Regions from separate parts of the Homo sapiens genome. Here regions 1, 3 and 4 are each linked to region 2. A link is a contact called in ENCODE Hi-C or POLR2A ChIA-PET data. All regions are on one chromosome and are shown on one strand. The core of a region is the stretch at or near the end of the contact, and the rest is flanking DNA. Distances in the headings are between cores, read along the strand shown. Region 1 has its middle 38 kb from the start of CCKAR. Region 2 holds the start of TBC1D19 (TBC1 domain family member 19). Region 3 has its middle 21 kb from the start of STIM2-AS1. Region 4 overlaps RBPJ (recombination signal binding protein for immunoglobulin kappa J region).

Region 1 (3,076 bases), core at 140-2,639, 130 kb before region 2:
AGGCAGCTCAGGGGACAGGCGTAAACAGTTTTTTTGTTTGTTTTATTTTTCCCAAGTCAGGCCTGCATTTCAGCCCCTCACCTTCTGAGCTTAGGAAGGTCAGCTAGACACTCTGGCCTCTGTTTCTTCTGTAAAGGGGAAGATTGTGATAGATGGGCTCAAAGGTGACTTCTGGCTGGAAGTTTCTATGATCTATGACTGCTATCAAAAGCTTCAATGCTGCTACTAGAAAATAATCATCATCACTACTTGCTAAACACCTAAGGTGCCAGAAAGTGTGCTAAATACTTTACCTGCCTGATTGCATTTCTAAAACTTACAGCAACTCCGGAGAGCAGGACTTCTTATACCCATTTCATAGATGAGGAAACTGAGGCACAGAGAAGCTAAATGATGTGACTAAGGGGACGATGTCAATGATGTGAGAGCTGGGGAATTGTAGGGGCCGTTGGAGCATGGTATGGGAAAGGAACATGAACCTGAGAGGCACATATCTTTGAACTTTATCAGATTCAAGCTTCCTCACTCCCAGCTCTGTGGTTTTTGGACAGCTCACTTTATTATATTTCTCTAACCTTAAGTTTCCTCCTGTAAAATGGGGTAATGTTATCTGCCTTATTGAGGTTGCTGATAAACATAAAAAAACTGAATATGAAAAGTGCCTGGCATGAAGTTGACCCTCAGCTAATTCTAGGTTTGATCTGGGCAATGTGGAAACTCAGCTGTGTTTTGGGGTGGAAGGCAGACCTGCACATGGGAAGGAAGGTGGCTGAATTTTCACCCTACTGAGACTTATCCCTTGGTGGAGGAGGTGAGGGGCCTTCACCCATGTCTGAGCAGCCATCTGTATTCTCTAGTAAGAAGGGTGAATGCTCCCTGTTCTCAGCCTCCCAGAACCCATGTTTATCATCATGAATTAAGCTGCATAAAATTCAGGAAGCTCCTGGGGTAGCCGAGAATATAAAAGTTGAGCTGGGAGGAAGTTAAGATAGATCTCTCTGCCTTTGCTGTAGAAACAGACGCTCTGCTCAAGGGAGATTGTGCTAGGAATTTGAATCCCTGCAAAACACCGAGGCATTTCAAGCCACAGAAGGCTAACGAGGGGGATTTTTAGTAGAGGGAATGAATCCTGGGGGGAAAAGGATGAAGTGGAGCCTTCCACGATACACAGCACAGACAGGCTGAGTTACTGCTGGTGATGGAGCCAGAAAGTCAAGGACGTAGAATTTAAAGAGCCCTGAGTCAATAATGGAACCGGAATGGAGGATGCATCAGGGCTTATTGCCCCTCCTCCCCTCACCAGCCTTCTCACCTGCCCATTAGGAGGCAGCTTTCCCTGGGGAACAGGTGTGGCCATCAGCAAGCCATGTTTCTAAACAAGCTCACTGACTCCTTCCTCCCCTGGATGTGTCCTAATCAGCGTGAGACAAGTCAGAGTTTGAGGGTCACACAGGTGTGCAGGATCTCACAAATGCGGAACCAGCTAGACTAGAAGGGCCCCCGCACTGGGTTTTTCTCACGCAAAGCAAGGACAAGCAGAAGCAAGTAATGAAAATACATAAAAAGGTACAAAAGCAAATGTTGACATTAAACAGAAGACTCCTTTGAACCAGAAGAGGGACATGGGTAGCCAAACACAAGCCAGGCTCAAGTTTCCTGTCTCAGCAGGGGAATACGCTGAGATTAGCGGTATTGATTGTTCATTTATTTTTGAGATAATCAAGTTACAGGCTGATTATAAAATTGCATCTCAGCAGTGTGCCTTGACTTTTTTTTAAATCTCCCATTAGTCTGTCTGGGTCAGCCTGGCTGTGGTCACAGGGGGGCTGCCAGAGGCCCACACAGCAGCATGATACCCCTATACCTGTTGCTTCCCGAGGCCACCGAGGTCTCGTGAGTCAGGGCTTGTGACAAAGAGAACCTGCCACATCTGAGCCTGAACCCTGGCACACGAGGAAGCAGGCCCAGGAAATGAGATTGTCTCCATTCCCTGCTCCAGCTCCTCCTCTGTAGAAGCCCATTTGTGTAAACGGACGGTGCTGGACTGTGGATGTGCAGGGGTGTGTGGGCAGGAGCAGGGGCAGCAGGGCAGGTGACTGGACCTGAACATGCCTGCAGCCAGGGTAGGGAAGAAGTGTGCTATGAGCTGTGGAACCAAAGCCCCAGGGCAAGGCCACTTGGGATAGGCAGAGAGAGATGGGCCACTTCCTTTTGTTTTTTTTTTTTTTTTTTTTTTTTGAGACAGAGTCTCGCTGTTGCCCAGGCTGGAGTGCAGTGGTGCAATCTTGGCCCACTGCAAGCTCCACCTCCCTGGTTCAAGCAATACGTGTACCTCAGCCTCCCAAGTAGCTGGGATTACAGGCACGCGCCACCACACCCAACTAATGCACTTCCATTTTTTTGCAGCACCTTCCTTATATGTTACAGAGTGAAGGAATGCTTCCTAATCCCACAGCCAAGAGAAATGAAAATATGGGTTCCTGCAAAGAACAGTGGATGTTTAGAGCAGCTGTATTTATAATGTCCCCAAACTGGAAATAACCCAGATGCCCATCAACTGGCAAAAGAATAAACAAACTGTGGCTTATCCATGTGTGGTGGGTGGAGTGACGGCTCTTCCCAAAGTTATATCTGCGTGCTAATTCCTGGAAGCTGTAAATGTGACCTTTTTTGGAAAAGGGGTCTTTGCAGATGTAATTAAGGCTTTTGAGATGAGGCCATCTTGGATTGTCTGAGTGGGCCCCAAATCCAATGACAAGTGTCCTTGTAAGAGGCCCACAAGGGGAGAAGAGGAGAAGGCCATATGACGACAGAGGCAGAGACTGGAGTGGTGCAGCCACAAGCCAAGGGCCCCTGGAGCCACCAGAAGCTGGAAGAGACAGGAAACTGAAATCCCCTCTAGGACCTCTGGAGAGAGCACAGCCCTGGACTTCTTCCTGGAGCTGGCACCTGGACTTCCACCTTCTGGTCTCCAGAACTGTGAGAGAATAAATTTCTGTTGTTTTAAGCCACCAGATTTGTGGTAATGCATCTACAATGTAGTGCAACTCAACAGTTAGAAGAATAAACTACTGAG
Region 2 (2,933 bases), core at 141-2,640:
AACTGCACTTTAGAGAGTCTGTCATTAATTGCCTTTAAGTGCTTTGTTTCTTTCCTGGCTGCCTCTTTCTAAACTTGGTTTGATAAACCAACTTTACCAAATTATTTAGAATTTGTACTTATCATCCCAGTATTCTGGATGGTGGTGTTATAAATGTCAGAGTGCTGTGCATAGAGGCCCGGGTCCAGTCCCTTTGAATTCATATTATTTCCTGCTTTAGTCCTTTGCTATTCAGAATGTAGTCTTTGGACCATCGGCATCATAATTTCTTGGACTTGTCAGAAATGCGGTTTACCAGTTCTCACCAGAGTCCTATTGAATTAGAATCTACATTTGATTGAATGAGATCTCTTTGTTTCTAGTTAGTCTAGAGTAGCTTTTGCAGCAATCTTGGTTTGTTTTCTTAAAATCCTACTTCTGCTTTGCTTAAAATATGCATATACACATTTGAACTCAATTTTGATTATTTTTGTGAGGTTATTCTAATGTATTTTTCACTAGGCCTTTTTTGGGGGGGGAAGGGAGGTGCCGTTGGCCTTTGGGGATGTCATTCAATAATTTAAGTCAGTTACTTTTAGTTCTGCTAAAAATCTTTTGTGCATTTCCTTGAAGGCAAGAACCATATTTTATTAAACCTTTGTGCCCACACAGTTCCTTTTATGTAAATGTTCAATAAGTTGAAAGCTGAATGAATTATGAATAAATGCTTGAATGAATGAATATACGGAAGAGGATGAATCTAGACGGTAAATTCCTGGAAGACTTGGACAATGTCTTATTCATCCTTGAATTGCTAATGCTTTGCAGAAAACCTACAAATAATGCCTGTTGGTTAATTTGTAGTTGTTAGATGAGACGAGATTGTCTACTTATTCCTGGTATAAGACTCTAGAGAATAGAAACGAGAGAAAATGAAGTAAAATGGAGTGCTATGGTACAGTGCTAGGCACCTTCACGATTTTTACCTCAGCTAATCATCACAACATCCTGCAAACTGGGTGTTATTTTACAGAGGCGGAAACTGTAACACGTTTACGCAGGTAGTGTCAGAGCCTAACAATTCGTGGTTGTAATTCGCAGTATCATTGCGTGCCACAGTCCTGTTTCTGCAGAAATTGAGAGGTGGAAGAGAATGATCCTTTATATAGTAAAACGCACAATTCTCCGTGTCCCCCTTGTGCATCAGAGGCGCTGTGGCTCTGAAAGAATGAGCTTTCTTGCCTTTCAACCATAGACAAGGCAGGAACAACGGTGTGAAAAGCGTCCTCCCCGCCCCGGTCTTTTTCCGCCGGCGGAACGCAGATGCTGTGGCCTTCAGGCGCTGAGGGGACCAGAGAGGGACGGACACAAGGCTCGGCAGTTGCCTGGTAACGCCCGCTGGAGGAGTCCCAGTGTAATAAGGTCCCGGAGAAGTGTCACTGGCCCTGAGTGGGACCCGGTAGCCCGTTCGCTCCGCGCCGGCGGCCTGTCCCCGCGGCTTGGCGGGCTAGGGCAGGGGAAATGTTGCAGGAGGAGTCGGACCTCTCTCTCATTATTGCCCAGATAGTCCAAAAGCTCAAGGGCTCCAATTTGTACTCTCAGCTGGAACGGCAGGCCTGGGTAAGTGAGGCCGAGTGGGAAGGGATGCAGACGGGCGGGGCCGCGGCGATGTCTCTTCTTCACCCTCCTCACCCAAGCCAGAGCTCGCCTCTGACCTCTCCAGCTCCGCTCTGGTGCTCAAAAAACAAACAGACAAAAACAAAAACAAAAACAAAAACAAAAACAAAACAAAACAAAAAAACCCCACCTCCCTGTCCGGTGCAAGCTGTGCTGCCTCAGCCCCAGGCGTGGTTAATAGATTTTTAAAGAAGGGTGGGGCGCATCACACCTTTTTTTCAGACCAGAGAAACGCTTACTCATTTATCTATTCCTGTAGTCATTTACAGGGTCTAATTTTTTAAGCTGCTGGACTCACTGAAGGTAGCTTGGACCATGCCTTCCCTCACTTTTTCCGTCCTGTGGGTGGACTTGGGCCCCCAAGTACCTTTCTGCTTTCTCGTCAATGTATCACTTTCTTGCAGTTTACCCTCCCTGCAATTATTCCTCGTCTATCCGTCCACCACCTAGCATTTATTGGATATTTTATAACATGCTAGGCACTGAGGATGCACAGATTGATTGAGATCCTTGCCTTTTTGTGACTCATATAAATGAAATCATACAGTTTGTACATTTTGTGCCTGCTTTCTGGCATTAACACAGTGCTTTTGAGATTCATCCATTTTGTTGATATTTCAGTAGTTCTGTTCCTTTTTATTGCTGAGTAATATTTCAGTGTTTGAATGTACAATGGCTTGTTTATTCATCATTGTGTGAAGGGCATTGGGTTGCTTTCTGGTTTTAGAGATTATAAGTAAAGCTGATATATACATTCTAGTATACGATTTTGCTTGGATATTTGTTTCTTTTTTTCTTGGATAAATACCTAGGATTGGAATTGCTGACTTGTATGGTAAGTGTAATGTTTCATTCTATGAGAAACTGTCACACTTTTCCAAAGTGGCTGTATCATTTTCCATTCCCACAAGCAATTCTGAGAGTTCCAATTGTTTTGCGTCCTTGATAGCGCTTGATGCTGCCAGTCTTTTATTTATTTTTATTAATTAATTATACTTCTCTAGTAGAAGTGTAATAGTATCTTATTGTAGCTTTTATTGCATTTCCCTAATGACTAATGATATTAAGCATTTTCTTATGTGCTTATATCTTTTTTGGTGAGGTAGTCTTCAAATCTTCTGCCCATTAAAAAAAAAATAGTGTTGTCTTCTTATTGTTGAGTTGTAAGGATTCTTTCTATATGATGTAAGTCTTTATCAGATGTGCGTCTTGCAAATATTTTCTCCCAGTCTGTGGATTATCTTTTTTTTTTGAGACGGAGTCTTCCTCTGTCACCC
Region 3 (3,088 bases), core at 511-3,010, 260 kb after region 2:
AAGGTGTTAAGGAGAATAAAGGTTGAAGAAAAATCCACTGGGTTTGCAGATAACAGTTTCAATGATTAAGTGGGGACAGAATCTATATTTCTTGTGGCTAAAGAGTGGTTGAATTATAAGAAACAAGGCAATGAGAATGGCTCATTTTCCCATTCTCTTGGCCCCTTTCCCATCCATTTCCTCTGTTTGCCACCAAGTCCTTCCCTCCTCATACCCTCAGCCTACTCACCCATGCAACTTCCGATACCACCTGCATCTGAGTGTAGAATGGGCCAGTTGTTGGACGTATGTATACGAAGCTGGCTCACTGACTTGCAAGTTTGGATTTCAGAGAGACACAGTCTGTGTGACCAGTATCAGCTTACTGTAGAGGCTGAAAGTATTTATTAGTGTCAAAGGTTGGTACTTAAAGTTGTAGACACCAGCTCAAAGTTTTTTATTAAAGACATCTAGCAGTTTATTAAGCAAAGGCTGGCTGACATATATGACTTCATGAAAAACGGGAATAAAAGAATTATACAATTTTCTCCCTTTAAAAAAAAAGCATCGCTTGTGTTCTTACATACTTGACATCCACTAGAAGTCATAAAATCACACCAACACAGTATATATGTTAAAAGCTCCATATCTCCTGAACCCCTGGTGAAGTCTGCAGAACACATTCAAAACAGTTGGTGAGAGTAGGCCACAGCGGGAGGGAGCAGACTTCCTGTACTTTGTCAGACTGGAGGAAGTCAAAGTTAAAATCTGATTACTTCGCAAGGATTCCAAAACCTGATCTAAATCGCCTTTCAGAATCTGTTAACAAATCAAAGAGCATTTCCAGTAGCACCAAGCAAGAGGCCTTATGGCCTGATAATTCTGGTAAGTTCCACTTTTGGGATAGGGAATATTTGACCAAGTTAGATCCTTCATAAAATGCAGAGCCTGTTAAACCCCAACCTAAATATGTTCATAATAAAATATCAGCCTTCCAAATTACATTCTATATGAACAAACAAGCCCACGAAACATCCAAACAACAGTGCAGTAGGTGGAAACAGATGTCATCATTTATTTTAAGATTCGTTTATTCAACAATCGAATGGAGGAATGTTGCTTATTCTATACAACATCTTAGGATTTAAGTAGTTTACCTGCTATTTTGAAACATGCATAGGGCTGTCAAATAGTTTCCTGGGTTTTCAGAATAGCTCCTAAACTGTGCAACTCTGCTTTCTTTCCACAATATAAACAAAAAGGGTTTTTTTTTCCTTAAACTTGCCATAAAAACGATGTCGTCATAGGATAAAAATTTTAAAGCGGCTTTAAAAAATTAAAACCTATGAATTAGTCTCAAGCAGCCTAACTTTATTTTTCTAACCACCAATTCCAACAGTAATAAATACTTATGATTGAGATCTCTGAGTATGATACTTATAATAGGACATAGTAAAAGCCTAGTTAATTTCCACTTCTGGTCTTGAATCGATTTTTTTCTAATGTGTAAAATTTCAAACAGAGCTCTTGCTTCATTTCATGTTACTTTCCTTCTTTATTTAGTTAAAGAAGATGTGTGGGAAGGAGCATGAGGGAGGCATAGGGATAGCAGGGTGGGTTCAATCTCCTTTTCCATCACCCCCCCGCCCTTTCTGTCAAAAAAAAAATGCTGAAAAAATTAGTCTCTACCCTTGCTGGCTCAACTTCATCACCTCCCATTCACTTATCCGCCCACTGCCATCTGGCTTCCATCCCAAAACTCCATTCAGATTGTTCTCATTAAGATCACCAATGCTTTCCTCCTTGCCAGATCCAATGACCTATTTTTAGGTCTCCTCCTGGTTGACCTTCTGCGGCATTGCACATGCAATGCAGACCCGAGGCTCCAAACTCACATGCCCATAGGCTGGCTGCAGTCTACACAGGTGAAGCTGGGTTTGGTATTGCGTAGGGTGAGTCACAGGAAGCCTGTCCAACTGTGGGCATGTGTCCCTTCTAAGGTAGCAGCTGCTGCTGTCTCTGGTTGATTTTGGTCATGGAGGAATGTGGACACCGCATTGATAAATATTTTGATTTTTTTTTTTAAAGAAAACTTGGTTTTTATGAGAATGTTTATAATTCTTCTTTCTTTCTCTTTCTCTCTTCCTCTCTTTCTTTCTTTCTTTTTGACTGAGTTATACTCTGTCGCCCAGGCTGGAGTGCAGTGGTGTGACCTCAGCTCACTGCAACCTCCGCCTCCTGGGTTCAAGTGATTCTCCTGCCTCAGCCTCCTGAGTAGCTGGGATTACATGTGCCCACCATCATGCCCAGCCAATTTTTGTATTTTTAGTAGAGACGAGGTCTTACCATGTTGGCCAGGATGGTCTCAAACTCCTGACCTCAGGCAATCTGCCTGCCTTGGCCTCCCAAAGTCCTGGGATTACAGGTGTGAGCCACTGCACCCAGCCTCTAATTTCTAACTATTGGCTCAATTTTCGTTTAATGCTTGTAGGGAAAGTAGACATCACTGTAGACCTCCGAGGAGAAGACTGTACTGTAGATGAGTCTATGGTTCTCTTGCCCTCTGGGCCTGGTTCTTTATAGGTTCTGCCTATTTGTTTCTGCCCATTTTTCTGCTGTTCCCCTGGCCCCCATACCTACCTCAATCATATTGAGGCTCCTTGTGTTCCTTCTTAGTCCCCTTCTATTTTCTCCTCCTCGTGGGAAATGTTGTAGACCCAGGGCTAGCTTCCTGGGCTTGCAGTCAGTGCAGTTGCCCTGAGCCCCACATTCAGAAGGGCTCCATGCTCATGGGTTAGTGCTCTGCAGCTGCTATCTTGAAATTCTTACGTTATCTCTGAATTTATGTTTTGTGAGTGAAATACGATGGGATAACGAGCATGTGCCAGGGACTTAGCATTTCAGCTCAAGCGCTGTCCTTCTCACTGCCCTTCTTCTCACTTCTCAGCCTGAGAAGAGTTCTTGGCCACCTGTTCCTTCAACCTTCCCCGACCCAGGTCCTGCCACTCTCCTCCTCTAACCCTTCCCCCCAAGACTGCCATTATCCTCCACCCTGGCAGGAAGCTGAGTGCAGGTGTAAGAAGGGTTGGGGTCCTTGCACCTGCATCTC
Region 4 (2,700 bases), core at 127-2,626, 250 kb before region 2:
CATTGTTCTGCAATTATATAAATTTATCTGTAATTGATTGTTTAATCTGTCAGTGAGCTTCATAAGAAAAGGAGCAATTATTTTACTTACCTTGCACAATTGTGGAGCACCTACCATCTGCCAGAATGTTATTTGCTGGATGAATATGGCTTGAGCAGATTTGGTAATATATAACACTTGCCACTAGGTGGCTCTTGGTCTTGATAAAGCTGACATTCAGCATAGATAGGTTTTTCTACCTAGAAACCCACGTAGAAACTGACCCCCGGATTATATTCACTTTTTTGCCTTTTCTGTACCTATATTTTTTGAAGTGGAATATGAAACACATATCATATAGAAAACTCATTTAGACTGTTGAAAATTAGAAAAGTGTAATGCCTTTAGAATATGTCCTGTAGAAAGAAGCAGAATGGAAGCTCAATGAAATTCACAAGTGAACAAAGCACATTTCCCCATCTCTCAATGTGCTTAAAGTGAGGCATGATGGTTTGATTTTAGGCATTGTTTTTTGTTGTTATGACTGCGTAAATTGCTTTAAAGGAAGATATTGTGAGGATTTGTTTCTCAGAGGATTTGATGAACGATGATGAAGCGTGGTGTGTACTGATGCTAGGCTATGATTCTGTGTGCTCTTATTTGTATTGTACTCTTCCTATTGAGAAGTAACATACCATCTAATGGTAACTTACATAACATAGAAAGGTAACTACATCCTGTGTGACACGTGTGATATATATTATTAAATCCATTAGATTCAGGAAATTTTAGAGCCAGAGAAGACCTTACTAATCATATATTCTAAAAGTACCCATTCATTTACACAGACAGGTTAGATAATGGCTGAGACACATTCAGTGACTGAGCTAGTTCCTGGTTTGTTTTAGGGGGAGGGGAAGGCCTGTGTTAGTCTTTTGTTTTTGAAACAGGGTTTGCTGTCACGTAGGCTAGAATGCAGTGGTGCTGTCATGGCTCACTGCAGCCTCAATCTCCCGAGCTCGTAATCATCCCACTTGAGCTTCCTGAGTAGTTGGGACTAGGTGCACGCCACCATGCCTAGCTGGGTTTTGTAGAGACGGAGTTTTCCATGTTGCCCAGGCTGATCTTAAACTTCTGGGCTTAAGGGATCTGCCGGCCTCAGCCTTCCAAAGTGCTGGGATTACAAGTGTGAACCCCTGTACCCAACGTTATGTTTTTTTTTTTCCCATACCTTTCTATTTATCTCACTCAGCTGCCTTTTAATGTTACATGCATTTTTAAAAAATAGCCCTTTTTCTCATATGTGCAGACTTAGAGCAAGACTGTAAATCCCTCAGCACCCAAGCCTTGATGGGTAGAGTGCGGCGGCCAGTGTTGCTTCATTAAATGGTCAGCTCGGAGCCTGCCTGCTCTTTCCTCGTTTGCTGTGTTCCTGTTTTTGGTGCTGCTTATGATCTTTGTCTTGTATTTCTAACTGACCAGGTGGCCTCTTCAGGAACATAGTTGTCCTCCTCACTGCACACCTCCTTATCCACTCTGCTTCAGTTGCTCCTACTCGAGAACTGGCTGGACGCAGTTACCTCTGGCTTACTCCAGTCTCTGCCTCTTTTCTCTCTAGCTTCTTGGTTATGCCACCTGCAATAAATTGCAGCTGGCTGTTTCCACAGCCTCTGGAAGGGAAGATGGAAGGACAGAGGAGAGTGAAAAGAAAGAAGGCTGTCATACAGAGAAGAGAGGCTACAACTTGAAATTTTATACTGAAAGATGATCTGGTTTATGAACATGATGATGATGTGTGTAGTGAATTTTTTCTAGTGTATATGCCAAGGCAATATTATTCTCTTGACTATGGGATTCATTAAGTCTGTTGTATCTGTCATCCATGCTTATCCACATGTCAAGGAAGTGAATTAATTTCAGCATTCCCAAGATAGAAGTGATAGTATATGGTAATTTACTTACAGCTTATAATAATGAGTGTCATTATTTGATTAAATGGATATTACTAATTAATGGGAGTTGCCATGTCACTATTGTAATGTTAAAAAAAAAAAGACCTTTCAGAGGTTATTTCATAATTATTGGTAAGTAAGCCATTCTTTGTCCTGGCCTTCCTCCCATGTATTCAATGTGATATGTACACTTTGCACACAGGATTTACTGACATGTCATTTACTTAAACAGCAGTTTCTTAGGTACCCTAAGTCCTGGAAATTGTCAGTTGCTTAAATAATTAAATACAAATAAATCAGCTGTCCACCTAAGCTACCATATACATTTTTGTTTAAATTCTAATGTAATTTAAAAGGCATTTATTTAATTTTTAGCTTGTTTTCATAGTTATTTCAGGGAAATGACCATCTTGATATGGAAATTTTTCTTAGAAATTAATTGATTTCACATCTGTATAAAATAATCATCTTGATTATTTTTCTTGTTGGAAAAGTAATGTTTGTTATAAGAAATTCAGAAGTTATTTATTTACTTCTTGAGACAGGGTCTCGCTTTGCTACCCAGACTGGAGTGCAGTGGTGCCATCATATCCCACTGAAGCCTGAAACTCCTGGACTCAATCCTTCCATGTCAGCCTCCCAGGTAGCTAGGGCTACAGACACTCGCCACCAGTCTTGGCTAATTTTTGTATTTTTTGTAGAGACGGAGTCTCTCACTGTGATGCCCAGGCTGGTTTCAAACTGCTGGTCTCTGGTGATCCTCCCACTT

What was found. A loop is a pair of places that touch in the nucleus more often than their neighbours do. ChIA-PET counts read pairs that join two places held with the same protein, here RNA polymerase II (POLR2A). Pooled maps may share reads with other maps.
Region 1: a map of HCT116 shows a loop between it and region 2 (3-fold over the local background). The contact joins the enhancer-like site here to the promoter of TBC1D19 in region 2. A Hi-C loop is called at or near these places in 12 of 168 maps with a recorded cell type or tissue (CD4-positive, alpha-beta T cell, Caco-2, HCT116 and 8 more), 2 of 37 single-sample maps with no recorded cell type and 20 of 50 pooled maps. POLR2A ChIA-PET finds 5 or more read pairs at or near these places in 5 of 52 experiments (CD4-positive, alpha-beta T cell, CD8-positive, alpha-beta T cell, HCT116 and 2 more).
Region 3: a map of spleen shows a loop between it and region 2 (7-fold over the local background). The contact joins the enhancer-like site here to the promoter of TBC1D19 in region 2. A Hi-C loop is called at or near these places in 18 of 168 maps with a recorded cell type or tissue (CD4-positive, alpha-beta T cell, CD4-positive, alpha-beta memory T cell, CD8-positive, alpha-beta T cell and 13 more), 17 of 37 single-sample maps with no recorded cell type and 22 of 50 pooled maps. POLR2A ChIA-PET finds 5 or more read pairs at or near these places in 14 of 52 experiments (CD4-positive, alpha-beta T cell, CD4-positive, alpha-beta memory T cell, CD8-positive, alpha-beta T cell and 9 more).
Region 4: a loop to region 2 is called in a map of CD8-positive, alpha-beta T cell, with 4 times the contacts of the local background. The contact joins the enhancer-like site here to the promoter of TBC1D19 in region 2. A Hi-C loop is called at or near these places in 10 of 168 maps with a recorded cell type or tissue (CD4-positive, alpha-beta T cell, CD8-positive, alpha-beta T cell, OCI-LY7 and 6 more), 4 of 37 single-sample maps with no recorded cell type and 19 of 50 pooled maps. POLR2A ChIA-PET finds 5 or more read pairs at or near these places in 3 of 52 experiments (CD4-positive, alpha-beta T cell, activated CD4-positive, alpha-beta memory T cell and naive thymus-derived CD4-positive, alpha-beta T cell).

Annotation. Positions count from the first base shown.
Region 1 is chr4:26,451,407-26,454,482 of GRCh38, forward strand. No RefSeq gene overlaps it. Among named protein-coding and RNA genes, the nearest start is that of CCKAR, 38 kb to the right of the region's middle. RefSeq lists an enhancer at 1,465-2,003. Within about 2 kb of position 1,390, at least 4 of the 41 ENCODE cell types and tissues checked have a DNase peak (open chromatin) inside an H3K27ac peak, as active enhancers do.
Region 2 is chr4:26,582,694-26,585,626 of GRCh38, forward strand. It overlaps TBC1D19 (TBC1 domain family member 19), which reads left to right and starts at 1,391. Exons shown (of 21, transcript NM_018317.4): 1 at 1,391-1,599. The coding sequence starts at 1,501. RefSeq lists an enhancer at 1,619-1,708.
Region 3 is chr4:26,837,956-26,841,043 of GRCh38, forward strand. It overlaps a transcript of TBC1D19 not described here. Among named protein-coding and RNA genes, the nearest start is that of STIM2-AS1, 21 kb to the right of the region's middle. Within about 2 kb of position 1,761, at least 3 of the 41 ENCODE cell types and tissues checked have a DNase peak (open chromatin) inside an H3K27ac peak, as active enhancers do; they include OCI-LY7, where a contact is called at or near this core.
Region 4 is chr4:26,330,200-26,332,899 of GRCh38, forward strand. All of the region lies in intron 1 of RBPJ (recombination signal binding protein for immunoglobulin kappa J region), which reads left to right. Among named protein-coding and RNA genes, the nearest start is that of RBPJ, 11 kb to the left of the region's middle. RefSeq lists an enhancer at 748-1,042. Within about 2 kb of position 1,377, at least 3 of the 41 ENCODE cell types and tissues checked have a DNase peak (open chromatin) inside an H3K27ac peak, as active enhancers do; they include dorsolateral prefrontal cortex, where a contact is called at or near this core.